Linked DNA regions of Mus musculus: region 2 is linked to region 1. The links are chromatin loops, found by intact Hi-C in ENCODE. Cell type or tissue: gastrocnemius. All regions are shown on one strand. Each heading gives the region's core, and the rest is flanking DNA. Links, peaks and the distances in the headings are about the cores only.

Evidence for each region. A loop is a pair of places that touch in the nucleus more often than their neighbours do. Peaks named below come from ENCODE experiments on the same cell type or tissue, not always from the same donor. Only the 100,000 strongest peaks of a DNase experiment are listed, where the experiment ranks them.
Region 2: a loop joins it to region 1, with 4 times the contacts of the local background. A loop is called at or near these places in 28 of 42 quality-filtered maps.

The regions. Positions count from the first base shown.
Region 1 is chrX:159,039,781-159,056,416 of GRCm38, reverse strand. No RefSeq gene overlaps it. Among named protein-coding and RNA genes, the nearest start is that of Rps6ka3, 210 kb to the left of the region's middle. In gastrocnemius, for the core only: a CTCF peak has its summit at 12,838 (motif pointing left); a DNase peak (open chromatin) is centred at 12,819.
Region 2 is chrX:159,247,535-159,264,170 of GRCm38, reverse strand. It overlaps Rps6ka3 (ribosomal protein S6 kinase polypeptide 3), which reads right to left and starts at 8,389. Exons shown (of 22, transcript NM_148945.2): 1 at 7,983-8,389. The coding sequence starts at 8,051. In gastrocnemius, for the core only: a CTCF peak has its summit at 8,896; DNase peaks (open chromatin) are centred at 8,421, 8,841, 9,654, 9,829 and 2 more places; H3K4me3 peaks cover 4,020 bases; H3K27ac peaks cover 4,127 bases.

The sequences.
Region 1 (16,636 bases), core at 5,333-13,332:
TGAATTCTACTTTCTGAGGCTGTGGTATAGCAATTGTATCATTTAATCACTAAGTTTAGCTGGCCGCCTAGCCTGTCAACCCTGGTGCGGTTTTTATGTTCTCCACTTACATCGGGTGCAAAGCAGTTAAAAGATGTTTCTTTGTTAGACGTGGCTGTAAGTGAAAGAGAAAACATTGGTAAAAGTTGAAAAGCAGATAAGTTGTGGTGTGTGGACCTGAACAGGAAATAAGTTGCTCTTAAAAGGAACTATGATTTAGGAGATAGCCAGGAGCTTGCACAAACATTTTTGTCGTTTCAGAGTGTAGAAATCTGCAGAAGTCTCAGATCATACTTCAACAGTCTGCAGCACACAACCGGCATACGCTAGAAACATTTCATGAAACATTGATGAGACAGAGAAACCTGTGGGCAAATGATTTGTGATTAAAAATATAGGGAAAAAAGTATTCTTACCCTAAGTAACTAAAAGGTATACTTGGAGGTGGTTTTTTTCTTGGGCAGACTGGTGGTTTGTTCAGTTGAACTCTTTGAAGTAAATATGGGTACTCTGTACATGCAGAGCACAGAAATACTTCCTATCTACACTGTTAATAATTGGACGGACATACTTAATTTCAGTGTGATGCAACAACATGAGGCTTGAAGTCTGAGGGTTTTTTGTTGTTGTTGTTTTATTTTTGTTATTGTTCATTTTTCTGTGGCCATAGCTCTCTTTCTAATAATCCTTGGAAATGCACTTAACATCGGTGGATTTTCTTCTTTTTTTTTGAATATGTGCACATGTGTATGTTTGTGTTTGCAGATGCTTGTGTATATATGTGAACATATATGTGAAAGTCAAAAGGAAACCTAAAGTGGCATCCCTCAAGTGCTGTCTACCTTATTTTTGAGATACTGTCCCTTACTGGCCTGCAAATCAGCAAGTAAGCTGGACTTTCTGGCTAGAGGCTCTTAAGGATCCTCCTAGCTCTGCCTCCCAGTGCTGGGGTTGTAAGTATACATCACAATGCCTAGAGTTATCTATCTATCTATCTATCTATCTATCTATCTATCTATCTATCTATCTATCTATCTATCTATCTATTACTATTTAAAAAATATTCACTTTCCATCCTGCTCACTGCCCCTCCCAGTCTCCCCCTCACATAATCCTTCCCCCTATATCACTTCCCTTCTTCTCTGAGAGGGTGGGAGTCCCCTGGGTATCCTCTCACCCTGGCACTTCAATCTCTGCAAGGCTAGGCACTTCTCCCACTGAGGCCAGACAAAGCAGCCCAATTAGGGTAATAGGATCCACAGACAGGCAACAGTGCTTGAGATAGCCCCTACTTCAGTTGTTTGGGACCCACATGAAGGTCAAGCTGCACATCTGCTACATTTGTGCAGGGAGGCCTAGGTCCAGCCCGTGTGTGTTATTTGGTTGGTGGCTCAGGTTCTGAGAGACCCAAGAGTCAAGATTAGTTGACTCTGTTGGTCTTCCTGTGGAGTTCCTATCCCCCTCGGGGCCCACAATCCTTTTTCCTACTTTTCCATAAGAGTCCCCAAGCTCCATCCACTCTTTGGCTGTGGATGTCTGTGTCCATTTGAGTCAGCTGCTGTTTGGAGACCAGCAGTTGCAGATTTCCATTCATTCTCATGGTCATCTGGCCCTCCTGTCCCTCTCCATACCTGATCCTGAACCTCCATTCCCCTTCCTTTCCTCTCTCCCACCTGGTACCCTTCCCCCATCTGCCTCTTATGACTATTTTATTCCCCCTTCTAAATGAGATTGAAGAATCCTTGCTTGTGCCTTCCTTCTTGTTTAGCTTCTTCAGGTCTGTGGAGTATAACATGGGAATCCTGTATTTTATGGCTAATATCCACTTAAAAGTGAATACATATCATGTTTGTCCTTTGGGTACTAGATTACCTCATTCAGGATGATATTTTCAAATTCCATCCATCTGTATGCAAAAATTCATGCTATTTTTGTTTTTTGATAGATGAATAGTATTCTATTGTGTAGATATACCACATTTTCTTTATCTGTTCTTCAGTTGAGGGACAACATAGATTTTCCTCAGATTCTGGCTATTAGGAATAAAGCTTCAATGAACATAGTTGAGCAAGTGTCCTTGTGAGATGTTGGAGCATCTTTTGGATATATGCCCAGGAATGGTATAGCTGGGTCTTGAGGTAGAACTATTGAAATAGAACTATTCCAAGATTTCTGAAGAAAAACAAAATTACCAAAGTGAGTTTCAAAGTGGTTGTACAAGTTTGTACTCCCACCAGCAATGGAGTAGTGTTACCTTTGCTCTATATCCTCAACAGCATGGGTTATCACTTGAGTTTTTGATCTTAGCCATTCTGACCTATTTAAGATGGGATCTCAGAGTTGTTTTGATTTGCATTTTCCTGATGACTAAGAATTTTGGACATTTCTTTAAGAGCTTCTGGGTCATTCAAGATTCTTCTGTTGAGAATTCTGTTTAGCTCTGTAGCCTATTTTTAAATTGGGTTATTTGGATCATTGGTATCTAACTTCTTGAGTTCTTTATATATTTTGGATATTAGTCCTCTGTCAGATGTAGGGTTGGTGAAGATCTTTTCCCAATCTGTAGGCTGCCATATTGTCCTATTGACATTGTCCTTTGCCTTACAGAAGTTCTTCGATTTTATGAGATCCCATTTGTCTATAGTTAATGCTAGAGCCTGGGCCATTGGTGTTCTGTTCAATAAATTGTCTCCTGTACCAATGCATTCAAGGCTATTTTCCACTTTCTCTTCTATTAGATTCAATGTATCTGGTTTTATGTTGAAGTCCTTGATCCACTTGAACTTGAGTTTTGTGCACGGTGATAAATATGGATCTATTAGTATTCTTCTACATGTACATATCCAATTAGACCAGCACCATTTGTTGAAGATTCTTTCTTTTTTTCCATTGTATGGTTTTGGCTTTTTAAATAAAAAATCAAGTGTCTATGTGTATCTGTGTTTATTTCAGGGTCTTTTATTCAATTCCATTGATCCACTGTCTGTTCCTATACCAATACCATGCAGTTTTTATGATGGCACTTAGTGCTATGAATTTTCCTCTTAGCATTGCTTTCATTGTGTCCCATAAGTTGGGTATGTTGTGCCTTCATTTTCATTGAATTCTAGAAAGTCTTTAATTTATTTTTTACCTGACCCAGAGATTATTGAGCAGAGAGTTGCTCAGTTTCCATGAGTATGTAGACGTTCTGGTGTTTCTGTTGTTGCTGAAGTTCAGCTTTAATCCAGGGTAGTTTGATATGATACACTGAGTTGTTTCAATCTTCTTGTATCTGTTGAGGCTTGCTTTGTGAGAGAGTATGTGGTCAATTTTGGAGAAGTATCCATGAGATGCTGAGAAGTAGGTATATTCTTTTGTGTTTGGGTGAGATATTCTATAGATGTCTGTTAGCACAATTTCATTCATAATGCCTGTTAATTTCATTATTTCTCTGTTTAGTTTTTGTCTGGATTGTCTCAATTGTGAGAGTGGGGTGTTGAAGCAATGTGTGGGGTTCAATGTGCAATTTCAGCTTTAACAAGGTTTCTTTTATAAACGTGGATACCCTTGTGTTTGGCACATATATGTTCAGAATTAAGATATCATCCTGGTAAATTTTTCCTTGGATGAGTATGAAGTGTCCTTCCCTGTCTCTTTTGATTAGTTATGGTTGAAAGTCTATTCTACTAGACATTAGCATGGCTACTCCAGCTTGCTTCTTGACTGTTTGCTTGGAAAACTTTTTTTTTTATATCCCTTTACTCTGAGGCAATGTCTATCTTTATGGCTGTTATGTGTTTCTTGTATGCAGCAGAATGATCGATCCTGTTTTCACATCCATTCTGTTAGCCTGTGTCTTTTTATTTGGGGAATTGAGTCCATTGACACTGAGAGATATTAATGATCAATGATTGTTAATTCCTGTTATTTTGATTTTAGTGTGTATGTGTTTTCCTTTATTGCTGATAAGAAATTACTTATTTCCTGTGTTTTCTTCATGTAGTTTTCTTCCTTGGGATGGAGTTTTCCTTCTAGTGTTTTCTTTATTATTATTATTAATATTATTAATAGGTATTTATTTCATTTACATTTCCAGTGCTATCCCAAAAGTCCCCCCCACACCCACTCTCCCCCCCACTCCCACCTCTTGGCCCTGGCGTTCCCCTGTACTGAGGCATATAAGGTCTACGGGACCATTGGGCCTCTCTTTCCACTGATGGCCGACCAGGCCATCTTCGGATACATATGCAGCTAAAGACACGAGCTCTGGGGGGAACAGCAATGGCTTGTGCTGTAAGATCGAGAATTGACAAAATGGGACCTCATAAAATTGCAAAGCTTCTGTAAGGCAAAAGACACCATCAATAAGACAAAAAGGCCACCAACAGATTGGGAAAGGATCTTTACCTATCCTAAATCAGATAGGGGACTAATATCCAATATATATAAAGAACTCAAGAAGGTGGACTCCACAAAATCAAATAACCCCATTAAAAAATGGGGCTCAGAGCTGAACAAAGAATTCTCACCCGAGGAATACCGAAAGGCTGAGAAACACCTGAAAAAATGTTCAACATCCTTAATCATCAGAGAAATGCAATTCAAAACAACCCTGAGATTCCACCTCACACCAGTCAGAATGGCTAAGATCAAAATTTCAGGTGACAGCAGATGCTGGTGAGGATGTGGAGAAAGAGGAACATTCCTCCATTGTTGGTGGGATTGCAAGCTTGTACAACCACTCTGGAAATCAGTCTGGTGGTTCCTCAAAAAATTGGATATAGTACTACCGGAGGATCCCACAATACCTCTCCTGGGCATATATCCAGAAGATGTTCCAACCGATAAGAAGGACACATGCTCCACTATGTTCATAGCAGCCTTATTTATAATAGCCAGAAGCTGGAAAGAACCCAGATTGCCCCTCAACAGAGGAATGGATACAGAAAATGTGGTACATTTACACAATGGAGTACTACTCAGCTATTAAAAAGAATGAATTTATGAAATTCCTAGGCAAATGGATGGACCTGGAGGGCATCATCCTGAGTGAGGTAACTCAATCACAAAAGAACTCACATGATATGTACTCACTGATAAGTGGATATTATCCCAGAAACTTAGAATACCCAAGATATAAGATACAATTTGTGAAACACATGAAGCTCGGGAAGAACGAAGACCAAGGTATGGATACTTTGCCCCTTCTTGGAATTGGGAGCAAGGCACCCATGGAAGGAGCTACAGAGACAGAGTTTGGAGCTGAGAAGAAAGGATGGACCATCTAGAGACTGCCATATCCAGGGATCCACCCCATAATCAGCTTCCAAACGCTGACACCATTGCATACACTAGCAAGATTTTGCTGAAAGGACCCTGATATAGCTGTCTCTTGTGAGACTATGCCGGGGCCTAGCAAACACAGAAGTAGATGCTCACAGTCAGCTATTGGATGGATCACAGGGCTCTGATGGAGGAGCTGGAGGAAGTACCCAGGGAGCTGGGGGGATCTGCAACCCTATAGGTGGAACAACAATGTGAACTAACCTTCTAGTGTTTTCTTACAGGGCTGGGCTTGTAGATAGATAATGTTTAAGTTTGGATTTGTCTTGAAATATCTTGTTTTCTCCATCTATGGTGATAGAGATTTTTGCTGGGTATAGTAGTCTAGGTTAGCATGTGTGGTTTTTTAGAGATTGCAAAGTATCAGACTAGCCCCTTCTAGCTTTTACAGTCTGTGTTAAGAAGTCAGGTGCAATTCTGATAGGTCTGCCTTTGTGTGTTACCTGGTAGAATTTTTTTGTTTTGTTTTGTTCTCCCTGTCTCTTTTATTATTCTCTCCTTGTTCTGTAGATTTTGTGTTTTGATTATTGTGTAACTGGGGGATTTATATATATATTTATTTTTAAGCATAGGTCTTGGGTATTGAACTCAAGGCCTCATGGTTTTGTAGCAAGCACTTTATGGACTGAGCAGTCTCCCCAATTCAGTGCCTTATTTTCTTATCTGTGAAACTGTAAATGTTGGGCACCAAAATTGTAAACATAAAACTTTGGATGGGAACCACAATCCTTCAGATAAGGTATACTATAAGAAAAACATGCTCATCCATTATGAGCTTATTATTTTTCCACACTAAAAAAAGAGGGAAATTATTTATATTCATTCATCCATTACCAGTTTCTGATTACCTGCCATGAGTGAGGCACTTGTACTGATGACTGGAATGGTGACATCAACAAGGAACTGGTTTCCACTTTGTAGGTGTACCCACCAGTAGAGATAGTGATCAGAATGGAGTAGTTTAGCCCACGCTGGGCTAAAGCTGGTTTATGCAGGTTCACAAGAAAGTACATCAACGGTCCAGAATTCTGAAAAAAACAGTTGCTAACCATATCTACTATTAAAACTAAAGGTAAATAGGTGACTCTCATCAACTCATCGATTTCATATCTGTGGATTTGCCTACTGAATGAAATTTATTTGTAACTATATAAATCAGTACTGTGGCAATTTGTGAGCATGTGTGTGTATGAGGCCAGGAGAAATTTGAGTTGCCCTAGGTGTATGTTTTCAGCTGAGGTTGAACAAGGCCTTTTCATTTCAGCTCCTATACTTTAAACAAACATTCTTTTGTTTTATATTTAGTGCCAGGTTTTTCACATTTTTGTGGGTGATTTTTCTGTTTAAAATAACCTCAAACATAGTGCTGATGTACTTTTTAGGGTTCCATGGCACAAAAAAAGCTATTGGTGTGTTTTAGAGAAAAACATACATTAGATAAGCTCCGTCCATGCCTAAGTTATAGTACTGTGGCTGTGCATTCAGTATTACTGAATAGCAGTACATATCATAGAAAGTGTCTTTAAATAGAATACAAGTAGAACAGTTAAATAGATGATCATAAATATCAGATCTTATGATCAGAAGCACATAGAGATCTAATTTTTATTTCTTCTAGAAGCATTGTAATTCAGTGTTTCCAGCACTTCCTCGAAGGCAACAACTGTGAATAAGAACTGACTGTATACATGTACAATAAAATTATAAATTATATAAAACAAAAGCCAATTAATCCCCCAAACTTCCCAACTTCTTTTATTTTACTGCATGCTATTATCTCTGAACTGCTATATATGTCTATTGTATTCATATAGTTGGGATATTATCTAATGAAGGTGTTCTGTGTGCAAGTCTTCCCTCCCGTGTTTAACGATGCCAAGTCAGCAGCTTGACATCAGCCAAGGGAGAAATATTTACTCCATGGAAATAAGTAAATGCTAAAAACCAAGAGTCTTTATTTCCAGTCTCCATTTAGCCTTCAAACATTTACCAGTATATAGCTGTCTTCAAATTTTTCCAGAGGTCTACTGATGGGGCTAACCAACTTCCATGTACTACCTAAGAGCCTGCCTACTAATACCTCTGGTTCATTAACCAATAGTGACTCAAGGTGGGATATATGCACTTAGGCTTCCCGTGGGACCAACTGAACTGAGAGGTCCAGATGCCGGAGAATATGCTCATTTGGTTTACCCTCCTTCCCCATCTTGCTTCCTTCTTTCCCTTTCCACCTTCGCCTGGAAGCACTTTCTTCTTAAATCTCCTTCACACAAATGTTAAGTCTTAGTATTTGCTCTTGGAGTAGCCCATCTGAAAGGTTCTCCAGCAAATCTGGGAAGGAAACCATAAGGCCAGCAGCTGGCAAATAGGCATCTCATGTTGACCCTAAAGAGAAAAGAAATCCAGTTTTAGTTGCATGTGCTGCCTAAATAAATAAATAAATAAATAAATAGAAAAAGAACATTGTTCATCCCCCCTCCCACTGCTTTCAGTTTCTCCTTAAAAAGCTGTTGCTGCATTGGCAAGACAGCTCAGTGGGTAAAGCACTTGTTGAACAAGCCTGATGGCTCACATTCATTGCCAGGACCCATGTAAAGACAGAAGGAGATAACCAGCTCCACAGAGTTGTCATCTGACTGCCCCATATGTATGTGGCACATGCCGTGGCCCCTCGCAGCAGATACACAGAGCTACATACACATATACAAATAATAAAACATAACTTTCAATAAGCACCGTTTTCCAATTTTACATTTGATTTAAAATGTTTTAATACCTGTAAAGTTAGGCAAACATTACAATTTCTTTTGGTTTTGTACTTGTAACTTTGTAGTTGCTTAATGCTTTCATATCTTGATAAAATCTAAACGATTACTGGAACATCTTTTACTCACCCTGGCTTCTTGCTGGGTTTGCCTCTGCTGAGCTCAGCTAGCAGTCTTGACCTCTGACATGCAATAATAAATCAAGCTTTCATCAAGTTTTTCTTAGGCTATGGAGAAACAAAAACCTGTAAGCAATGCTGCAATAACTTCCTTTGAAAGTCTAATTTGTTTTACCGTGATGAAAAGTATAGTAAGTAATCAAGAAGCCTATTGTGCTGTTGTATACAAGTGGAATGTGATGCTCAGAATAGTTTCCTCATTTTTAAATAATTATTGCTCTAGAGTTAGCAAGTGCCAGTTCAGAGTCATGGTCTGGGTAATTGAGCAGTAATTAAATGTTTGCTTGGGAAAACAAATTTAAATTGATAAATTGCTTTATTGCATTTTGAAAGGCTGAAAGGGGCGGTCAATCAGGTGGACTGTGTGTTTGTCTTCTTCACAAAATGCCATGAATCATTCACATGGGCAAAGACTGAATTTAAGAAGCAATGAGAATTGGGGCATAGGGTCATTCTTGCCCCAGCAGCCATTACAGAGTTGAGACCTGTCTCAATGATTCTAGGCAAGGTTTAAGGATAAGGGAGAAGTTCCTGTATAGTGAATCTGATGTTTAAAACCGAGTCCACTGGCTGGGGAGTTATTTACTCTCTTCAATATTGCCCTGGGCCAAGCAGCTCTGCAGAAGAAAGAATTTCTGGTAACTTCTGTTAAAGTATGTAAAATTCCGAGGAAAGCATGAATCATGATTCACAAAGTATAGCACACATGAGAGAAATATTGCTAAGAACATTAGATACCACAAAAACAAATGCTTCACTGGGACTTCTGACTGTATTCATGACTTTATGTTTGCTCTGGATTTTTTTTTTTCATTTTTAATTGGTTATCTTATTTATTTACATTTCAAGTGTTACCCCCGCTTCCCAGTTTCTCCTCCACAAGCTTCCGATTCCCTCCTCTCCCCCTTGCCTCTATGAGGGTGCTTCCCCACCTGCCCACCCACTCCTGCCTCAGTGTCCTAGCGTTCCCCTATCCTGGGTCATCAAGTCTCCACAGGACCAAGAGGCTCCTCTCCCAGTGATACCAGATAAGGCCATCCTCTGCTACATATCCAGCTGAAGCCATGAGTACCCCCTGTTGTTGTTGCTTGGTGGTTTAGTCCTTGGGAGCTCTGGGGGTTCTGCTTGGTTGATATTGTTGTTTCTCCTATGAGGTTGCAAACCCATTCAGCTCCTACAGTCCTTGCCCTAACTTCTCTATTGGGGTCCCCACGCTGAGTCCAATGTTTGGCTGTGTACATCTTCATCTGTGTTGGTCCGGCTCTGGCAGAGCCTCTCAGGGGACAGCTATAAAAATATAAAAAAATGGGCATCTGTCAGTAAGCACTTCTTGGCATCAGCAATAGTGTTTGGGTTTGGTGGCAGCAGATGGGATGGATCCATAGATGGAACAGTCTCTGGATGGCCTTTCCTTCAGTTTCTGCTCCACTCTTTGTCCCCGAATTTCCTTTTTACAGGAGGAATTCTGGATTAATATTTTTGAGGTAGGTGGGACACCCCATCTCTCAACCAGGAGCCATGCCTAACCTCTGGATATGGTCTCTACAGGTTCTATCTCCCCTTTGTTGGGTATTTCAGCTTATGTCCTCCTTGTTGGGTCCTGGGAACCTCTTGAATTCCTGGCATCTGGGAGTTTCTAGTGGCTAACCCAGGTTCCCCCTCCCCAAGGACTACACATCTAGTTTCAAATCCCTGACCCTCAGTACTTCTCCCCCATCTCCTCCCATATCTGAACTGCCCCCATTTTCTCTCCCCCTCCTCTCTTCTCTTTCTTCCCCCTACTGAGTAGGACTGTAGCATCCACACTTTGGTGGGATCTTCTTTCTTCATGGGCTTCATATGGTCTGTGAGTTGAATCATGGGTATTTTGAGTTTCTTTTTGGCTAATATCCACTTATTAGTGAGTACATACGACGTGTGTTCTTTTGTGACCGAGTTACCTCACTCAGGATGATATTTTCCAGTTCCATCCATTTGCCTAAGAATTTCATAAAGTCATTGTTTTTAATAGCTGAGTAGTACTCCTTTGTGTAAATGTACCACATTTTCTGTATCCATTCCTCTGTTGAGGGACATCTGGGTTCTTTCCAGCTTCTGGCTGTTATAAATAAGGCTGCTATGAACATAGTGGAGCATGTGTTCATGTTATATGTTGGAGCATCTTTTGGGTGTAGTCCCAGGAGTAGTATAGCTGGGTCCTCAGCAAATACTATGTCCAATTTTCTGAGAAACCACCAAACTGATTTCCAGAGTGGTTGTGCCAGCTTGCAATCCCACCAGCAATGGAGAAGTGTTCCTCTTTCTCCACATCCTCACCAGCATCTGCAGTCACCTGAGTTTTTGATTTTAGCCATTCTGACTGGTGTGAGGTGGAATCTCAGGGTTGTTTTGATTTGCATTTCCCTGATGACTAAGAATGTTGAATATTTCTTTAAGTGGTTCTCAGCCACTTAAGTTTCCTCAGTTGAGGATTATCTAACTCTGTACCCCATTTTAAATAGGGTTATTTGGTTCTCTGGAGTCTAACTTCTTGAATTCTTTGTATATTTTGGATATTAGCCCTCTATCAGATGTAGGATTGGCAAAGATATTTTCCCAATCTGCTGGTTGCCATCTTGTCCTATTGACAGTGTCCTTTGCCTTATAGAAGGTTTGCAATTTTATGAGGTCCCATTTGCCAATTTTTGATCTTAGAGCATAAACCATTGGTGTTCTGTTCAGGAAAATTTCCCCTGTGCCCATGTGTTTGAGACTTTCCCCCACTTTCTCTTCTATTAGATTTAGTGTATCTGGTTTTATGTGGAGGTCCTTGATCCACTTGGATTTGAACTTTGTATAAGGAGATAAGAATGGGTCAATTTGCATTGTTGTACATGCTGACTGCCAGTTGAATCAGCACTATTTGTTGAAAATGCTGTCTTTTTTCCACTGGATATATGAAATATCTTGATGTGACTCTAACCAAGCAAGTGAAAGATCTGTCTGACAAGAACTTCAAGTCTTTGAAGAAAGAAATTGAAGAAGACCTCAGAAGATGGAAAGATCTCCCATGCTCATGGATTGTCAGGATTAACACAGTAAAAATGGCCATCTTACCTAGAACAATCTACAGATTCAATGCAATCCCTATCAAAATTTCAACTCAATTCCTAACTGAGAGAGCAATTCTCAAATTTATCTGGAATAACAAAAAATCCAAGATATCAAAACCACTCTTAACAATAAAAGAACTTCTAGGGGAATCACCATTCCTGAGCTCAAACTGTACTACAGAGCAATAGTGGTAAAAACTGCATGGTATTGGTACAGAGACAGACAGCTAGATCAATGGAATAGAATAGAAAACTCAGAAATAAACCCACACACCTAGGGTCACTTGATCTTTGATACAGGAGCCAAAACCATTCAGTGGAAAAAAGACAGCATTTGTTCTGGATTTTTAAAAGATGCCCAATGGCTTAACTAGACTGAAGTACATAAAATTTAAATGTAAAGCTTAATTTAAAAAATGACATATATCCACACAATTATTGTATATATAAAAATACAAGATTATTTCATTTTCCCCAGAAGGTTCCTTTATGCATTTCCCCCAAATAACTATCTTCTTCCAGAGATAATTCAATATTCTAAGTTTTAAAAATTCCTCAGTTTAAAAATTTTTAAATAATTGGTTTATGTGCAAGATGTGTATGTATGGGTGCATGTGCATGCATATAGGGGTTAGAGGATAACTTTGTAAAACCAGTGCTCTTCTTCCATCTTTATGTGGGTTCTGGGGATCAAACTTAGGCTGCCAGAGTTGTATAACCAGGGAAGTGCTTTTACACACTGAGCAATCTCCTTGGCCCGTACTAGTCAAAACTTTATGACACATTACTCTCCCTTGCACTTGCCTTATTGTGAATGAACATACTCCTTTCTTTTGAGTGGTGGTTTCCTCTTACCTTCATACTTACTGTAACATGGATAAATATCAAATATATTTATTTTATTGATAATTCTTAGGTACTGTCCTCTTGTATGGCTGCACCATGGTTTGTTTCTAGTTGATGAATTTTCTGCTAGCTTCTGCTTACTGTGAATAAATCTACTATAAGTATTGTTGACTTGGAATACAAGTTGATCTCTAATCATGGAAAATTACGGGAGTAGAACCCAGGTTCTTTTGGTGAGAGGAGATGAGGTAGACAGATGAGTGGATGGAAGCACTTAAGAATCTTTGCAAAGGAATGCTTGCCACCTGGAGAAATTCGGTTAATTGGAGAGTTTATCTGGAGACAGGGCTGTCTGAGTTCATCCCTGAATCACTTATGGCCATAATGAAACTATGTTGGAGAGAAGGTAACTGAGAGTTCACTGTAGTCAAAGTGTCACAGAGCTACCAGAACTGACATGGCTGGTTCCCAGGAGACCACATTGGAGCTTCCTGCCAAGAGCCCTCTGATAATGGAACTGGATTGCAGACTGACCTAACCACAGACAGAAAGAAGGGCTGGTAGACTTGTGGAGGGATTATGGCGCCCCCTGGGGGATACTGACGTATTCCTCCAGATATCCTTGTCTGAGGTCCAGTTTAAGTTGTACAGAGTAACTTCTCAGGCATCATTATTTCAGTAACTCTCTTAAAAGATTTCAAAGTAATAAAAAACGGCTATGATGTTATTAGGGACAACTCAGATTAAGAAAAGAGTAAGAGGTATTTATGTGATGTTTAAGCTCTCACAAGAGGGGAGGGAGAATCAGTTTGGGGTTTATTATTGTTTCTTATAGAGAGGCGTCATGGATTTTGATAATTTATAATATCTGCTTTGTTAATGCAGGTGGTAGGATAAGATAACAAGGTCATCTGCAAAGTTCTTTGGGCAAAATGCCTGTATAACATAGCAGTGGGCCTTTTGTGGCTTGCTTGCTCAGGGTGTAAAATGAGCGATTCTCAACCCACATCAGCACCAATCTCCTAGTGAGCATTTGGGAATGTGTGGGAGCATTTTTGATTGTCACAATGACTGGGGGGTGCACTGCTTCCAATTGCTAAGGTGGAGGAGGGAGGGAAAATGTCCAACATGGAGGAGAATTTTCTCGTCTATAATGCCAGTAGGACCCCCTGTAGAGAAATGTCCCCCCCCCCACATCCACCAGAAGATCTAGAGCTATTTATAGGCAATTAATATTCAGGAGGTTTAGTTATATAAACAAAGTAAGTCAAGCAAGTAGGAGTCAGCAGACTTAAGAGGCTTATTGTGACAGGAATGGAATTAAATCCATTTTTGTACATTGAACTTTGGCGATTTTACCCAAAGCAGACATGAAGGGCTAGCCTTAAGTGGGATATGGAGGCAGGGAAAATTTTTTTCCAGGATCTTCAGCATGGCTTTCTTCCTTCTCTTCAAAATGTCTACTAGTTCCCTGGTCCTGCTCTTTTCTCGTCCTTCTAAGGATAAGGATGCAGCTGATAAATTCATTAAGTCATGGGAATTTTCTATTACACCTCCCAGCAGGATTATTAGGAAGGGAAGAATCTCAGATGTGTGTGTGGGGGGGGAGGGGATTTTTGGCTGTGAGATCATTCTAGAATTTCTTATTATTCCCAGCCAAGTTATTAAACTATTTTCTTAGGAGGGTGGTTTTAGGTGTTAACATTTGCTGGAACTATGACAAAGGGAGGGAAGGTAAAAATCTTTGTAAAGTTATGGACCTATAAACAAAGTGGACAAGAACCTTGAAGAAATGAGTTTAAAATGCACCGCATGTGTGACAACATATGCAATTTCATTTTCGTTAAGTCAAATCTTTCTCATATTTTTCATAATGTATAATTGGGAGTCTTACCTAAAATATCCACTCAGTGTGTCCCAATGTGAATGATTAGGCATGAAGAATTTCAGTGGAGGTTATGGACAAAGGTGTCGGGTTGCCACATTTACCCATGGACCATGATGTTTCAACTTGGATGCCTTTATTCCCTGAGAACTTTTTCTACAGTACTCTGTTTCCATTAAGCATTTCCTGGGTGGGAAGCCTTATTTCTCTTTTGTGAATAAGGCTGATGATAGATTTTCTTCAGGCTTCCAAAAGACATTGACTTACTTTCTGTATATTTAACATATGAAAGAAGTAACATTAGAGTAAGAACAACCACTTTCTGAGTCAACTAGTGGCCATAATATTTAATTACAGATGATCCTGGGATTGTTGGACTCAAGTCTGTAGAATCAAAATGTTTTCTGGATCAGTATTTCTTCTTTGATAATGGATTTCTACATTTATTGACCAATTGTTGCTAGTGTACTCTGCATCAAGTACAAAAGTGACTGGGACACCTTCGTGGAGCATCTTGACCAAGGAGGAATTTGTAATCTTAGTGATATGTTATAGTCATCTTACGAATCTTCCTGTTTAGACTGGTACAGTCCCAGTATTCTGGAGCTCAAGGGAGGCAGGCTCATGAGTTTGAAGTCATCTTGGGTGAGGTAGTGAGCTCTGGCAATTGCTCTGGCAATGAGTGCAATGAGAACTTGTCTCAAAAGAAATAATTGAAAAAAAGAAATCCTCGTTCTAGTAACACTCTCAGAGCATGTAAGCATGCAAGAAAAGAAACAAACCGAGACTCTCTGGAGGTAGAAAACAAACTTCAATAATTTGAAAGCTCCCCAGATGACTCTAAAGTACAGCTAAGAAGGAGAAACCTCAGGAAAGGGGACATACACTAAGCCAGAAAGAATTTTGAATGAAAAAATTTCAAGTGCGCTGTGAGATTAAAACCCAAGTGCAGCAGGAGAAGACCAGGTGAGAAGAGAAGACTTTAATACCCAAGAGAAGCTCTCTTTGTGAGTGTCATCAAGATAATGAGAAAGGCTTTGGAAAATGGCAAGGACTCAAGGAAGAATGAGAGAGCATCCAAATTACTTTTCATAGCTCATAGTGATTCTTAAAAAAAATAGTTATCAGTACAAGTGTTTGTCTACATTTGTGCAACGTGTCCATGCCTCGTGACCTCAGAGGCCAGAAGAAAGGGTCTGAGCCTCTGTAACCAGAGTTGTAGATAAATGTGGGCCACAGTGAGGGTCCTGGGAACAAAACCCAGGTCCTCTTATAAGAGCAGCAAGTGTTCTTAATCTCTGAGCCCCAGGCCACCACCGGATATTGATTCTTATTGATGATTTAAGGAGTTGAAACAGGAATTGGTAATTGAGGTGCTGTAGTTTGATTTCTTTGTTACAACCTTTAGCCCACACATGGTAACTGTAGTGCTAGGTAGAGGTTAGTGTTCATTGGTATGCTAAACTAGAAGGGGGAAAACAAAACATATTGTTTCTCTCTGTGAAAAAGCCCAGGAATATGCTATGTGATGTAGTCATATGGCTAACCCTAAACCTGAAAATAAGAATTGAAAAGCCCCATTAACCATAATCCTTCCAATGGTGCTTTATAAGAAACATTATTTCTGGCTAATGAAAGAGGAAACTAGGCCAATAGAGGTTAAATATTGTGTGAATGTCTCTTGTTTGCTTGTTGGCACCAGTGGGATTCAAAGACTTGATTTGTTATCTTTTCCCATTTCTGAAGTATAAATACTCTGATCGATTCTAGTATCAAGTTACTAATATAAAATAATTGGTTGGAAAGTTAGAGATCAAGGAATATAATGGCTCTAGGGAGCCTGTATGAGCTGCCTCCAGCATGTATTCTAAGCACAGTGAACTACTTAGATAAGTTTGGGTGTCTGAGGGGCAGAGTTTTGTACTTATTTCCAGGAATAACCCAGGAAAGGGATGAGAGAACCTCAGGTTTCATCATGTCCTCTAGACTAGAATTGAGGTCATGTCTAGGTAGGAAGGGTAAGAGACCACCTCTCAAGTTTCTCATTAATTCCTAGTAGCATCGGGAAAGATTCGGATTTTCTTGTACCCACAGAAGCATTTTGGCAGCGTTTGAGCATATGATGCGATAATTGAAGGTCAGAAGTAGGATAGACACAGAGAATAGCACATGGAACCCAGCCATAGATGCAAGCATTGGAGCAGGGCAGTAAGCACAAACGCTAGGAACAGTGGAGAACTGGATGCCTTCTCTTGATGCCAATGTGGAACTAACCTCTATGATCTTTAGAGAAAGAACAGAAAGACCCAAGGAAATAGAAAAGGTGGCAGATGTTAATTATTGTCATAATTAGAGGTCATTATAGGTAATGCTGCCAGAATCTCCCCCTCTCTTATTTCTTGGTAGAAGCCCAAAAGCAAAACAAAGCCTGGCTGTGAGGCTCATAATGTCATAGGTATGGAAATGATGCAGAATAGTTTTGCCTTTTTTCTTCAGGGAGAAGTA
Region 2 (16,636 bases), core at 4,712-12,711, 210 kb before region 1:
TATAAGATTTGTAGAACAAAGATTTCTACTTATCCACTGCATGTAAGATGCAGTTCAATTTATTGGTGCCAAAATGGTCTTTTGCTTTAGGCTATCATTTGATACGTGCTCTTAACATATCTTATGACTGAACTAAGTTTCCTATATCAAGCTTTGGGGACCAAAGGATTAGAGCTAAATGCACAGAAATCTAGATGACCAGGTCAGATTTAAAGATTTTCACATATAAGATCATGATATAAAAATCAATTTATATGGTCAACAAAACATAATCACCACTTAAGATAAGAGACTGTATTAGCTGAGGTGGAGAAATTCTCTTTAACTTACTTTGGCTATAACACCACTACTATAGGAGAGAAGGACGAAGAAATCTACAAGTGCTTTTGAATTGACCTCTAAGTGTAGAATAACTAATTATTTGGGAAGCCAGCAAAATCTCCCAAGAACAAAACTGGACTCACAGTGTGGAAACCTGACTCCATGTGGGGAGATAAGCTAGCTTTCTACTTTACAGCCTGGTCATTCATTCACATTCTACTTCCTAGCTGACATCTTTTAGAGAAGGCAATAAATAATTGAGCCATTTTGTTATGGTATACCAAAACATAAAATATCACTTACAATTAGGTAACATGTCTAGTAAATACCCAATCCTCTGTGTATGTCTACAGCAACCCTCAGCTTATATAATATGTTCCATGTAACTATGACTTATCTGTAGATGATGTCACGTTGCAGTATCAAAAGATGGATATCCCTAGTCTATGTGATGAGCAGAGCCTAACAAAAGAAGGAGGATGTTCTTTTACATTATTTGGTGAATTTAAAAAAGAAAGTCAAAATATTCCTATGTTAAAAATGGCTCCATCTAAATATTATTAACCTTAGTTTTCTACCTTCTGGGTAGCTAGTTGCAAGCTAGAAGCAGTTAATTTTAAAAAGGAGAATGTGAGGTGGCAGGGAGATTGACAGAAGAATAAAGCGGCATTTGATAAACAAAATAAAACACACTTTAAAAAAACCGCTGAGCATGGTGGTGAACACCTATAACCTAAGCACTTGGAAAGCTGAGGCAAGAGGAGCGGCAGTTCTAGGCCAGCCTAGCCACGCATTGAATTTGAGGCCAGCCTGGACTACATTGAGACCTTATCTGAAAAACAAAAAGGAAAACATTAAAAATTATAAATACCTGATAAGAATAGGAAGTCAGTATAGGGGGTTATTTAGTAAAGGCTTGATATTAAAGAACTATGTAACAAATGATTATTAAAAGTTGAATTAAATGTTTTAATTTTTGAATATTTTATTAAAAATTATGTTTTTAACATTTATTGATTTGCTGGGGGGAGGGGGAGGAAGCACAAGCATGTCACGTACATGTAGCGTGGCACACATGTGTGGAGATCAGAGGACAGCTTCCGTCAGCTGGTTGTACCTTTTTGCTATGTGGGCCCCAGGATAGAATTCAGGTCATGAGAACTGGCAGGCAAGCACCTTTGCTCACTGAGCTATCTTGCTGGTCTTAGGTTATATTTACATTCTAGTTCACTACTGACTTGGAAATTTATTGTACAACTTAGATTTTAATTAAAAAAGAAATGAACTTTTTTGTTGACAAAGCCAAAAGCTTCTGAACAGTCAATTAAAATTAGGAGTTCTTTTCCGGGCAATACTGAATCAAGTTACAAGCTAGTGTTATTTGAGATTCCGATAGGTGGTTCGTGAAAACAGGGTTCTGACATCAAGTCTCAAATACTGCTTTGTTTTTTTCAAATACTGTTGTTTGTTTTATAAAGACAGGGTCTCACTAGGTACCACTGACTCCTAGATTATTTCTTGTCTTTTTTTTTCCACTGTGTACATCATCTTACAAGTTCTCAGAAATTATGCAGTAAAGATACTTACTAATATAATGTGCTCTTATTTGGGGGAAAGGGGTTGAGTGCTGGGCCATATATCCTTTAATAACAACTCCTGAACCTTTGAACATTTAAAAAATAGTGTCTCTAAAGTCTTCTTTGTAAAGTACTCTATAGTATTCAAAGTTTTTAAAATATCAATACCACACAACACACAAAATCCAAAGGGTTACATTACTAGATAGAAAATTCCATTTTCTATTCAATAACCAAAATAAACGTACTTTCAGTAATGGGGAGGTGTGCTATATTAATTTCCCTAAAAGTAAAATGAATAAGCACCGAGTACTCGTAAATTATAAGGAGCTGTGTATCCTTGTTTTGTTAGACTTGTATCTCTTGATGCTAGATATTGACTTTAACCATTCTGTACAGGTGATCCTGTATTTCATTGATCATAAGACACCATCATGTGTAAAGTGTGTTATCATTTTATATATCTCTAAGGAAAGAACTAGCACACTAATTCATGACATACCTGCTGATTAGAATAATTTCAAACATGAACACACTTCGAAAATATCCTTTTCCTTACATGTCCCTCATGATACCCTTTGTTGGTTTTTATCCTTTAAAGATAATATTTAGCAAGAACAATACAAAAAGAACAAGACTGAAGAAATTTCTACTTATCTTACCCTTACATTCAGATACTACAATGATTCTGTTTTAAAGAAGCAAAAAAAAAATTACCTGTTTTACTTAAATCTGGAAAAAAAATCCAAGACAGTTCTTTGAGTGAGTCACTTAGAGATATTATTTATTATAAATCATAGATTACACAATTACTTTACATGCATAATTATTTCACTTACTTCTTATCACAACTCTGGTCAGTATTTTATACTTATAAGTGTAAATAATAACTAGTGAATTCACTTACCCTAAATGATCAATACATGCTACATGAGCATAGTTTCTTCTGAACTTGTTTTATAATATGTGCATTTGACACATTTTACTTAGCCAGTAACGTATTGTTTACATTTTTCCTTTGTGTTTATGCTTTTTGGTATTAAACTGATAAATCAGGCTACCTAGCAGCTGATCTCTGTTCTAGATTCAAGAGACAAGTCACTGTATTAAATCTAAACAACACACTGGTGGGAGCAAGGATGTATTAATACTGGGTATTAAAATTTAATCACTTATTTTTCCCATGATTCCAAGGATGGGATGGATTTAAATACACACACACACACACACACACACACACACACACACATCTATTTTAAAGCTAAAAAATGTATTTTTCATTCAAACACACTAACAATTGAACACTATTACACTTAGGCATCATTAGAGACACAACTAAATGTTATTATCCTTTATTACAATCTGCACTACTGGGCCTAAAGCATCCAATCTGCAATGAGTGAATTAGGCCACTCTGATGTCACTCATCATTTATAGCCTGCCATTACACATATTCTCAAACATGAAGGGTAGAGCAAAGCTTGTTGTGACAATGGTATGAAGTTTTTACTACACGATAATTAAAGGAAAACTTTACAAACAATTCTGCAATTTAGTATTCTAGATAAATAATTTGCTACACTCCTGTTTATTTAACAACTTACCAAGTCAAGTCCTTGCTTCAGGACTACACATCTAAATTATGTCATTTTTCTTATGTAAAGTTAGGATATATTTTAGTGATCTCCAGAAATGTAATAAAGAAAAGACCAAGTGTATCTATACTTGCTTCTTTGAATAAACACCTCAATCCCTTTATCGTAAAAGGTTCAAAGTAAGATGGGAAGTTTCACATTTTGGATTCTCTACTAACACAGGATCTGGCTGCCAAAAGAAAGCAGGTTTCCAGATTTTCAAAAATGCTTTCTTATACCAGAATCACTGAAAACGATGAAATATTCAGTAATGTGTCACAGTTACTTGACAAATAACATGAATAGTAACTGTCTTTGCCTTATATCTTTGCTTGGGTAAAATTAAAATAACAACAACAACAACAACCCTGCAAAGCGGTAAAAATGAAACAGGAAGCAGAAAAGAACCTACTAAAACACGTGTTCCAAGTCAATCATCATAGATGAATAAAACATTTTCCCAGCTGATAAAACTTAAGAACCCTATATAATACATACTAGAAACACTGTAGAAACCCTATGCTATATCACACTAAGGATTACTGCATAATTTTTGAGGTTAAAAATGGCCCCATGTTCACCAAAGATGATCTACAATACAAAGTTCTTGTCTTCTGTTATCAAATATAGTAGTTTTCAGTGCCTGTTAGGTATTCGTTATTTAAAGGAAGTCAGGTGACTATTTCTATACCACACATTGTATAAAAACATTGTTTATATCATATACAATACATTGCACTGTGGCCATTTTTAAAGAGCAAAAATACCCTTCATTTTATTACTTTGTACATTGTTCCTATTTAGATTAGCATTTCCACTAATTAAGGAAAACCATATACTTTAAGTTAGGCTTGTCATCTAGTGATATTTGTCCCTGGAAGCAGTAGCAATGGAATTGTAGAAGAATAATTGATAGATTGGAATTGTAGAAGAATAATTTCTTGATATCTACCCCCTAAATAGTCAAATATCAAAAAAAAGGTACTTGCAACTTTAAGTAATCCATTAAGGATTTCTGAATTCATCTAATTATTTAGGAAGTGATTTTGATTTTTTAAATCTTCTAATAACCCTCACTTTGCTTATACAGTACTTCATTATCCTAAATTTGCCTTAAACATTTGGCCTAGTTCTAGCCTATCATGCTATGACCCATGTTTGAGTTCAACCACAAGGGTTTTTTTGTTTTGAACACCATGAGACTTGTGTGAGGTCTTAAAGCAGGAAGGGTGGTGTGAAGGAATAAGAAACTGTCTGTGTTTTTAGAGGCACTCAGGTCTTCTAAAACTGTTCATACTTCAATGAGGAATTAAAATGATAAGAACAGAGATAAGAGTCATAAGCACCTTATTCCCTACCTTCACGATTCATTTAGCAGACATTTACTGAGTTCATAATATGTATGTGCCAGGCATTGTGTTAACTGTTGAGGATTCAGAGAAATAAGAGTGTTTGTTTTCAAGAGCTCAGTCTAACTAGCAATGAGACCATAAATGCAATCCTATATAGACAAACCTAAAATCTTTTAGCATGGAGAGAAAATTTCTGATGCATTTGCTCAAGTAAATATTTCTTTGGAAACCCGGATGTTTTTCTGGTAAAATACAATTATTCCCTGATGTGAATCTACTGACAAGAAGATGGCATAATAATAGGTATCAATATTAGACCTCTTTATGAAAACTCTCAACTCTTCTCTCACTGCTTTCAGTATTGGAAAATCATATCAGAAGTAATTTACTCCAAATACCTTAACAATCAAAGGAAACAGTATCTAAAGGCAATTTGTTGAAGTCTACTTTTAATAAATCTAAGCAACCCTTGGCTCTGACATACCTTATTGCCAGAATAGTAAGAAAACTTTTAGAAATTAAAATTTGTGGAATCTTATCCATCAGGCTTTGGAAAACATGACACTGATACACACATGCATGTGTGCACACACATACTGTATATACATACACACACACACATATATAAATACATTAATATATTAAGGCTTTGCCAAATCAGATTGTGTATTTTTATATGCAAGTATTTGCATATAAAAATACACGATCTCTAACTATTAGCATGTCTATGCTTTGACTCTTTCCACGAATGGTCAGAAGAACCTATTCTAACATAAAGCAAAGCATACAATTTGTATCTACCTGGCTTCAAATTATGGCTCTGCCATTTACTATTTATAATCTTTGTGCTCTTAACCACTGAATTTAGTTTCCTACTCTGTAACAGTGGGGGATCACAATCCTCCCTGCTAGGTTACAGGGAGGATAAAAACGAAACAGCATGTTTAACATAGTACTTTTGGATATAGTAGATGCTAAATAAGTAGGCGAGTACTTTGTCTAAATGCATACTATACAGAAAAAAGGATAAAGTAGAATTTTAAATGATTTCTCCCTGCATACTGACACATGTCAAGGAAAAATGTGGATTAACAAACAATCAAAGGAACAAACTATTCAAAGGCAATTTGTTGTTAAAAACATTTTAATGTATCAGTGGATTATTTTTGAATCATAATTATTGTGTATATTTAAAAAGCAGACTCATAGCCAAGCATGAAGACACACGCCTTTAATCCCAGTTCTTGGGAGGCAGAGGCAGGTGGATCTCTGTGAGACCAAGGCCAGTCTGGTCTACATAGTGAGTTCCTGGGCTGTTTCAAAAAACTAAAGAAAAAAAAAACCTAAAATAAAAAGCAGATTATAAGAAAATACAATTTCTTCGACAGGTTCAGCAATTTTAACCACCTTTATAGCTGTATTTTAAATGCAAATTTTTTTCTTTAAGAAAAAATGAAGAGGCTCCCTTGCCATACTGTTTTTCCACACTACCCATTCAAATGACGGTTAAGCATTCTAAGTTTAACTTTATTATTAAAGATTTATAGTATCATATTGGCTCTAAATTCAAATAAAATTCTTGTATTCTGCCAGTCGTAAAAACACGATTTCCTTTTTTACACCAGCCTTTCCTTTAAAAAAAAAAGTAACATATACCTATGTCTTTGCTATTTTAGAACAGCATTATCCAGTAGTAAATTATTAAGCATGAACTTGTAAGCTTTATTACAACTCTTCCTGCATTTAAGAACAAGTAAATATTTTTATATGGTAGTGGAGGTGACAGGGGAGAAAAATTAGAAAAAACGATCTGAACGGATTCCTCCCTCCCCCTCTCCCCCCTCCCAGAGAATGTCAGCGTCCCGCATCTCACACCAAACTGAGCCCGAGTTTTACTGACGTAACCAGTAACCCTACCCACCTCTCACACTGCGGAGGCCGATGGGGGCAGTGGCTGCCGCCAAGTACACCACTCATCAGAGCCTGCCCCATTCCACCCCCGCGTTTCAGTCATGCTTTCCAGAAATGGGGTCACTCGCTCAGTAACTATTACACACACCCAGCCTATCATTCTGTAATCCCCTAAAGTCCGCTGCGAGGATAGAATTCAGCGAAAAGTCAAGAAAGAGGAATCACAGACGCGCCACCATCAGGAACTGATTTTCCACTCTGGAGAGGAGCGCTGATACCCTGGAATGGATCTTGTCTGCATTATTTTTTTAGATCGCCAGTTGATTCTGGGACAGTGGCGGCTGTGAAAAGCTCGGTGCTGGGATGTGTCCGCGGAAATTCTGTTTTGCCTTGTTTGGGTATACTGTTTGGGTTTCTGACACTGGGGTGGGTATCTCAGGGCCGATCATCAGATCCCGGGAGAGGAAAATCAGATAGCCCTTTTACAGCGTCCGCTGATCTCCTTGAATTTCACCCGCTCACCTCCATGGACAGGAAGCAAAAGTTATACTGGGGTCTTCCAACTCAGTGACCTCAAAACCTAGGAGTAGGGGACCTAAGGCGCTCCGTTTTTCTTTTGCAGCAGCGGCAGAGAGCGCTGCGGCAGACTGACCGGGGTGTGGGGGGATCCCTCAGTCCTGGACCCCTTACTCAAAACCCTCCCGGCTTGGCTCGCCCACCTTGCCCTGTGGGCGCCCGTCTCCCTGTAGCAAACCCCTCCGGCGGCCAGACTGAAGTCTTGGCTCCTGGTGAACCGAATCCAAAGTCTCTAAGATTCCGGAGAAGACCCTAGAGCCGGCAGGGCCAAACTTCCCAACTCCCCGCCGCCGGCTCCTGCTTTGCCTCCTGCTTCCCCCACGCAAAGTTGATTAAAACAGGCTCTTTGCAAAGCCTCAGCGCCCACTCCAAACCCCACGCGCCGCCACACCGGCACCCCCCAACCCCAAAAGCAGGGAGAGGCGAGGGTGCGGGAAGGAGACACAGACAGATCGGCAAAGCCCAACGACCCAAAGCAGAATCTCGCCCCGGGAACAAGATGTGAGCCGGCGGCGGAGGTGGTCTAAGGGGGGCAGCTCCGGGGAAGAGAGCTAGCGCCGGCGGGGGCGTGGGGAAGGGGCGCGCCTGCCCTGCCGCACGGCTGCACTCACCTCCGCGCTGTCGGAAGGGCTCTCCACAGCCATCTTCTGCCACGGGTCCGCCAGCTGCGCCAGCGGCATCTTTCCCCCCCTCCCCGGCCCGCCGCCGCCTTCACCGCCTCCTCCCTCCCCACCCGCCCCACAGCCGGCTCGGCTCCTTAGCCACTCGAGCTCCAAGGCAGAGCCGAGAAGCAGCAGCCGGGCAGCCGCGGCTCCCCCGAGAGCGAGCTCGACGCCGACGCCGACGCCGACCACCCGAACGCCCAGCGCCTAGCCACAGCCGCCCGCACTCCAAGCGAGAGCCTTGCGCCGCCGCCAGGCACCAGGGCTCGCCCCTTTCTTCCTCTCCTCCTTCCGCCGCCCGGACTACGGCTCCGCCCCCCGCCTCCCCTCCCCGCCGCTTCCCGCGCCCGATCCCAGCAGAACAGCGACGGCCGCGCGCTCCCCCACTTCCGCTCACAACATGGCGTCTAAGCGATACCTGTCTCTCTAGAGCGAGGCTGGGCGGCCTCCGCCACCACCGCGCGCACCCAGGGGCGGGGCCAGTGCCGGACACGCCCCCTGGCTGGCCGCTCGGCGCCGCCCCTTTTCCACCTCCTACCCCTTCCTCCTCCTCCTCCTCCTCCTCCTCCTCCTCCTCCTCCTCCTCCTCCTCCACCTCCTCTCTCTAGCCTCAGCTTCTGGGCCTCGCCTACTTTCAGGAAGGGCGAGCCCAAAAAATTTGGGGGCGTTGGCGGGAGATGGGGTGGGGAGAGAAATGGGCTCTGCGGGGCGGACGAGGTGCCTTTGACTGCCACGAGTCCTAACAGCTCGGAGACTAGTTGAGAATAGGAGAGCAGAGGGGTTCGCGCTCAGCTGGTGAAGCTGGGCAAGGCGCTGGGGGCGCAGTCCGGTGGTAGCAGCCCCAGGCGGAGGCAGGAGGTGTCTTTTCGGCCTTTCTCCTCCAGGGGTGCGCGTGGGCGCGCCTAGGCTATGGGCACATCCCCTCCTGGCCCAAGACTCTCCTCCTTCAGGGTCACAAGCTGGGTATTCATTCACCTGACCCCTTTTCTCCTGCTTGGACGGGGACTCAAGAGGCTTCTTTCCCGGGAGCTAGCCACACATACGTACGTTCGGCTCCCAATTTGATTCAAAGCTTTTCGAGTTGACTCTCGTGTTCAATGTTTAGTACTTTGGAAATTTTTCGTCCCACCCTACCTCCGCCCTAATAACCCTTCCCAAGTGCATAGAGCCCTCGAGTTTCGGCCCAGACTGTCACACTCCTCCCTTGCTACCTAAAGCTTAAAAGAAAACAGGTTCCTTAAGGTTGCCCTTCTTGGCAGAGATTAAGGAGTTAGTAAAAATATCTTCTAGGCAGGAGCGCGGGGTTCCTGCTTCTCCGTTGACTTTAAATAAAAGATTAGATTTTTTTTTTTAAATCAAGCTGGTCGTAGGCGGAGGAGAAAGGGAGGGGAGGTTGTGACTCCTCCTCCTGCCCGAGAAGAGGAAGCCCTAGGTTAAGGGAACCCAATCCTCAGTCGGCAACGGAGCCACAGAATTCTAAGAGTTCGAGAATTAATGGCTGGGCGCTCTGAGTGGATTCCGGGAAGGCTCAGTCCTGGGTTCTCGAGCCCGCTGCTTAGATGCGCTGAGTATGTCTGGGATGTGTAAAAGTCGCTGGGCTGAGTGGAAAGCTACTGCAGCCCCTGGCTAACCGCCCTGCATCGGAAAGAAACACACACACACACACACACACACACACACACACACACACACACACACACACACACACACACACACACATCTCAGGCCAGCTTGTCTACCCAGTCCACATATCTCAGGCCAGCTTGTCTCCCCAGTCCCCAAGGCCTGGAGGGAGGCATCTCTAGCCTCCCACGCTTGGCTACCACAGCGCGTCCCCCCGCTGCGCTCTCCCTGCATGCCTTTTAACAGTTTCCTTTAATCATCCCAGGATCCAGACACCTGGAGTGTCCCCGCCTCACTCCCTTCAGCAGGTGTGAGAATGACCTTACAACCCCACACCTAGCTGGCCCGGGCTGTGGGAGCTGTGCGAGGTTTCTTGCTTGGTCCGACAGAGACAGGTGCTGGGCTCCTTTTGCTGCCATCTGCAGTTTGCCCCTCCAGGCCTAGGAGCCTCATCTGATGAAAGCTCCAACTGTTTTTTTGGGGGGGGGGGCAGCCGGAAATTCTTGCTGAGAGCCCCCTCCCTCAGCCTTGAACTCAGGGACAGATCGCGTTAAACAACAACTAGGCAGGCTCAGAATAAACTGGAGGAGAGAGGCACGACGAGGAGATTGTCACCATTTTTGATTCGGGTGCTGCAAGTACAACCAGGGCCCTAACACAGGTTAGTTGGCCGCGCTGTCTTGATGTAAAAAACAAAACAAAACAAAACAAAACAACAACAACAACAACAAAACATAAACGTGCTCAAAGAAGTTTGACGTTATGGAATTATGTATTGTTTTGCATTTATACACAGAAAACCTAAATTATGTGTCCAAACACACTCTGGCACTAATTACCCCATAGAAACCATATAAAATAAGCCTTTTGAGCCAGGGAGAGGGTTTGTTTAGTGGGTAAAGACACTTGCTGTTTGATAACTTGAGTTTTGATCCCTTGGACAAGAATGGTGGAAAGACAGAGAGAGAGCTGACTCCTAGAAGTTGTCCTGTGATCTCCTAGGCTGGCACACATAGGCACACACATATTCAACAAATAAATTAATGTAATTAAAAAAAATTAAAAGCAAAGCATGCTGTGTGCTGTTTTCAGAACCAACTTTTGATGGTTTCTGTTTACCCTGAAAACAAACCAGAGTAATTTAATTCAATTTTATTTTTTGTAGTTCTCCGGATTGACCTTGGGGCCTCCCTCACTCACAGTATTCGAGCATTCTCAGTTATATTCCCAAGACTTTTTTGTTGTTGTTGTTGTTCTGAGTCAAGCTCTCACGAAGTCTCCCAGTTAAGATTAAGTCTTGTAGTTTTTCTGCCTCGAACTAGCAAGTAGCTGGGAGTTACAGGCCAGTAGCATCAGACCCTGCCTGGAATAACTTTGAAAACAAGGTTAACTGCAATTGTGGGGACTGACTGGTAAGTATGGGTTCAAACACCCCTACCACAGATGTCTTCTTGAACTGGGAACTGATTTAGAAAAATACAATTCATTCTCTCTCTCTCTCTCTCTCTCTCTCTCTCTCTCTCTCTCTCTGCCTCTGAAAATAAAGAAAAGAAAATGATGGGGAAGTGTTTCCTCCGTTTATTTAATCAGATCCAAAAGTAGTGCACTAATCCTCTTTGCTTGGATAATTTAGGGAAAAAAAATCAACTAAGAGTACAATATTTATCCCTGCCTCATCCCCTGTACACTTTTATTATTATTTTTTTTTCATCAATCAGGAGGGGCACAGCATCACACAGTCTGTGTCTGATGGCACTCATTAGCAGGAAGGTTGCTTTGAAATTTGGAATTTGGCACGAATCATGCCGCTCTTTTCACAGGCCCAGGTTTCCTTTCTCCAGATTGCGCTTGCTCTGCTCAGTTGGCCTCCAGGACGCGATATGTTGTTTTTTTGCGCTATACACATAAGCACATCTCTTGCCTGATTCAGTCTCATCCCAGGCATAAACACTTTCTATTTCAAGAAGAACCAAGTGCTCTGGTTCTGGAGATCCCGTTTACAGCCAGAAAAAAAAAAAAAAACAAAACGGTTGCATTGCAACTTTGGAGACATATTTGCCTTTTACAAGTCCTGTTCTCAGTGGGTACAGAGAGAGGGACCCTTAACAGCACAGGATGCAGAGGCAGGCAGATTTCTGAGTTCGAGGCCAGCCTGGTCTACAAAGTGAGTTCCAGGACAGCCAGGGCTACTCGAAAAAACAAAAAACAAAAAACAAAAACAAAACAAAACAACAACAAAAAAAAAGGATTTTGAAACAGTAGCCAATGCTGCCCTCAACAAGATTACTTCTGGTTTTTTCTAATAAAGAACTTTTTCATCTTGCTATTCAAAGAAGAGTTGCCCCCTCTCTCTAAGAAGGGTTTGGGAAGACCACAAACCACTAGCCTTATGTAGCTACTGAGCCATGCTGGTCCAAATTCGAATGTGTCACAACATCCAGGTGGTTGTGGCACATGCCTTTAATCCTAACACTTGGGAGGAAGACGCAGGAGGACCTCTGTATTCGAGGTCAGCTTGGTTTACTGAACAAATTCCAAGACAGCCAAGGGCTACACAGGGAAACCCTGTGTCAAATAACCAAAGAAGAAGAAGAAAAGAAAGAGGAAGAAGAGGAGGAGGGAGAGGAGGAGGAGGAGGAGGAGGAGGAGGAGGAGGAGGAAAGCGAACAAAGAAAACAAGATGAGCTGGTTCGATGTATCTTAAGAAAAGAATATAAAATATCTCATCAATAATTTTGTACGGACTGTACATTGAGATGATATTATGACTCTCTTGTGTTAAATGCAATTTCATTATATTAAGTTCACTTTTGATTTGTTTGTGACATAATCTCATCACCTACCCCAGGCTGGCCTCAAGAATCTGACCCTCTTGCCTTTGTCTCTTGAGTACTGGAGTTGCAGGTATGCAACCGCCCTCATGCCTGCCTTCTGACTTTACCTATAAAACGTATAAACGAATTTTTACCCATTTCTGGTTCAACTTCACACTACAGTTCTAAAAGGCAGTACTGATCCAGAATTCTCTTCTAACATTGATCCTCTTCTGAATGCCTACAGGTCCTATAACTTTGAAGCCATAGCTTCCGATTCTGTGCCTGCCCTCTCTCTTCTCCCCTCTGTGTAAAATCAGCAGGAAGGATTGATTCCTTTATGCCCCACTCTCCCTACCTTATGTCTCCAGATCCGGAACGCTGGAACATTATTACTTGAAACAAAACAGCTGAGGAATCAGCAAACCTGAGCAGAAAATCTAAACTGTTTCCAAAAAATTGTTCTCTCTCTCTCTCTCTCTCTCTCTCTCTCTCTCTCTCTCTCTCTGAAATGATTCTTTAAAAACAAAACAAAACAAAACCCAAAAAAACCCTGTCTTGAAAAACCAGAAAAAGAAAAAGGAAAAAAAAAAGATTCTTAATGTATGACAGGACACCTCACTTTAACCTCCTCTGCCCCCAACAATTTCCTGCTATAACTATAATCTTTGTGTACAAGTTTAAATGGGCACTCATTTAACAAAACAACATCTGTCAAAGGAAGGAATTAGCTCAGTCTGGAAACGTCACAACATGGCTAGCTGGGGCTCAAGGTGCAACCGCCACTCAGTCTCTGTTCTGTTCATCTCAGTTCTGCTGCTAGCATAGAAAACTCACAAAGCATAATCGTCAAGTCCAGGAAAAGGTTTTCCCTTTTATGTTAGTCAAAGTATATCTGTTTTCACAAAAAGGTAAGGTGAACAAGTACTAGTCATTTTCATTTTTACAGAAGGATGATTCATGCTCGTATTGTGCATCACACAAGACAATAGTTTAACAAAAAGCATGGTAGTGGATCTTTCATGTATATGATTTTTCTTTGAAACTTCTGAAGTAAAAATGTTATCAAGGTCAGGTGTGGTGGTATACACACCCAGTTTCAGCACTCCAGAAGCAGAGGCCTCTGGGTATTTTATTTTATTTTTGAAAATTCAAATATTTGGAAATGTAAGAATTTTCTCTTAGATTCCTCTCCATATAGGAAGTTCAATAACATGATGAAAAGTATTAATAAATTCTGTAAGGAACAAGGGTAAAGCAATTCTACAATACAAATACATGGAATGCTTCCTTTTAAAAAAATATTTATTGGGGCTGGCGAGAGGGCTCAGTGGTTAAGAGCACTGACTGTTCTTCCGGAGGTCCTGAGTTCAATTCCCAGCAACCACATGGTGGCTCACAACCATCTGTAATGGGTTCTGATGCCCTCAGATGTGTGTGTCTGAAGACAGCGGCAGTGTACTTATAAACAATTAAATCTTTAAATTATTTATTTATTTGTATTTACATGTGTGACTGCAAGCATACATGTGTAGATGTCAGAGGACAACCTCAGGTGTCTGTGGTCCTTGCCTTCCGCCTTGTGTGAGGTAAGGTCTCTTCTTTGTTCTTCACCACATGTGTGTGCCGGGCAAGGTGGCCTTCGAGTTACCAGGGACTCTTCTGTATCTACCTATGGAATAGTGGCAGCTTTTATATCGGTTCCTAGAATTCACACTTTGGTTCTCAGGCTTGTGCAGTGAGTGCTTTATCTGCTGAGCCATCTCTAGCCCAGGGAACAGTTTATTTAGCATTATTTCCATGAAGGTAGGATGGGGTCATGATAAGAGTAGAAGCAGGCTCATACCTAAATTTCAGATTAGTTCATCTCTCTTAGCTTCAATTTTGTTTAAAACATTAGCATATGACGGTTGCTCAACAGGTATTTGCAAAATAAGTTTTGATTTCCTCATCTGAAAGGAGAATACTAGTGCTCTTCTCATAGGATGGTCTGGAAGATTCAATGGGAATCATGTCTATTAAGCATGTCATTAACATTATCAGTAGAAAGCCTTCAGTAAATGGGGCTTTTGTTACCCATTTAGGGAAGGTAGTATTCCTGAATACCTAAGGTAACTCTTGAAAGCTACCTCTTTTCATTTGTTGAGTGAGCATTTTATTACTATCTATTTCTTTAGGGCACTCATGCTACTGGAAAAAAAACAAAGGTACTCTGAGTAACTTCCTGTGGGATTCAAATAAAAGAGCATGTAGGGTAACCGGCTCTCCTGTGTTTCAAGCTACATGTGTTGAAATGCAAATGATTACAGGTCAGTTGCCTCACAGGCTATGATCAAAATCTGTTTATAGAATGCTCAAAAGAAACTAACAAATGCCTGATTCAAAGTTAACAGTACCTGACTCATACTTATGGAGGGAACAAGGGGGGGGGCAGCGGGGAGGGGAAAGGGGGGAGGGAAACACGGAGTCTGCGTCAGGCATGCTTTAATGTTTTCCTCTTTTATTGGTTTCCAAAATGTTTAATCCTTGGAGGTGTCATTCTGTTTTGGAGTTGTTTGAAGAGAAAGAATTATGAGGCTTTGAGACTTGACAGGGAACGGAGAAGCCGTTCCTGGAGCATTAATAAGCTACTGTTCCCCTTCAGTTTTTGACTAGAGCAGAAAAGCTCCTTGAAATGTTCTTGTCTATAAACACTAATTCATAAGAGGGAGATAATACACTCAAATTTCATTTTCAAACCAATATTTAAAACGGCTGCTTTAACATTAAGCAAAAATCACAGTATAAAGTGTTCCTTCAGAGGCCAGCATTTCTGTTTTGAAACTATCAATTTACTGTGCTTGGTTAGAACAGTGGTTCTCATTTTTTTTTCCAGTTCACAAACCATTTTGAAGCAAAAACCCCAAGGACCACTGGTTTCTATTCATCACTGTTAAAAAAAAAAAAGAAATTAAAAAAAAAAGCAAAGCAAAGAAAAAGAAACACCTAAACATTGTGAAACTATGGTTTTAAAATGTGACTGCTATTGTGGTTATTTTAAAGTTTGTGTTCTTTTGAATGTAAATTTGAGTTTGCATTTAGGAAGATAACTTTAAGAAAAACTCTAGGCTTTTCTTTTCTTTTTATTTTAAAAAGAGATTTGGATTTTAACTCATCCCATAACCAGTGCTCAATCAGAAGTGATACCATGGAATTAAATGGAATTCTACTCTGTGGCTACTAACCAAATCCCAAATATCTATGTTTCAGAAATATGCAACTTTAATCACAAAACTGTGTAAGTGAAGCAGTGTTAGGTCAGGTCTGTTGCTAGAAAATCTGGTGATTGATTTAAGTATGCTATTTATGAATGGAGTACATGTTCACCAAGTAACCACATTGATTATGATTTCAGCAACTTATTTAAACAGATAACTGGTAATAAAAAATATCTTTGAGGTATGAATACCAAAAACATTCTTTTAAAAACCTGAACATAACTTAAAATTTCTTACTAAATAAGGAGTGAATTTTATAAGTACCTTTATTTGAAAATGTAATTAACCCAACCTAATAAAATTGTGTACATTTAAATTGTTTGTTTTTACAAGAAAATTTATGAAATGCTTTTTAGAAAAACACAAAGTATTTACTGTTTCCAAAGGGCAATATAATAGCTTGTTGATGACTGGTGATAATGGTCAATGGTAGAATGTTTTCCTGGGCTCCCTTCCCAATAAAATGTTAAAAAAAACAGGTATTTTGAAATCATAGTAATAAAAAATGTTCCTATAGGTCATTAGACAACTTAAGGGTTGAATTATGCCACCTCATAGAATGACACTGAATTCCTAATTCCTATTTCTTTAGAATGTGACCATACTTGGTAATACTGTCTTTTACAGGTGTAAAGTATTAGAGCGAGGCCATACTTTAGTTGGGTGGGCCTCTAATCCAATATAACTGGTGTGCTTATAAGATGATCGCTCTGTTAACAGAAGCATGGCGAGAATGTTAGGTAACAAAGGAAGACTGAAATGGTGCCTCTGCCAGCCAAGGAATGTCAAAGCACCAGCTAAGGAGGGGCTAAGAAGAGTTTCCTATAGGTTTCAGAGGGAGTTAGATTCTGTGGGTTACCTTCATTGCATAGCTCTAACCTCTACAACTGTAAGGCAGTCTTTTGTCCCC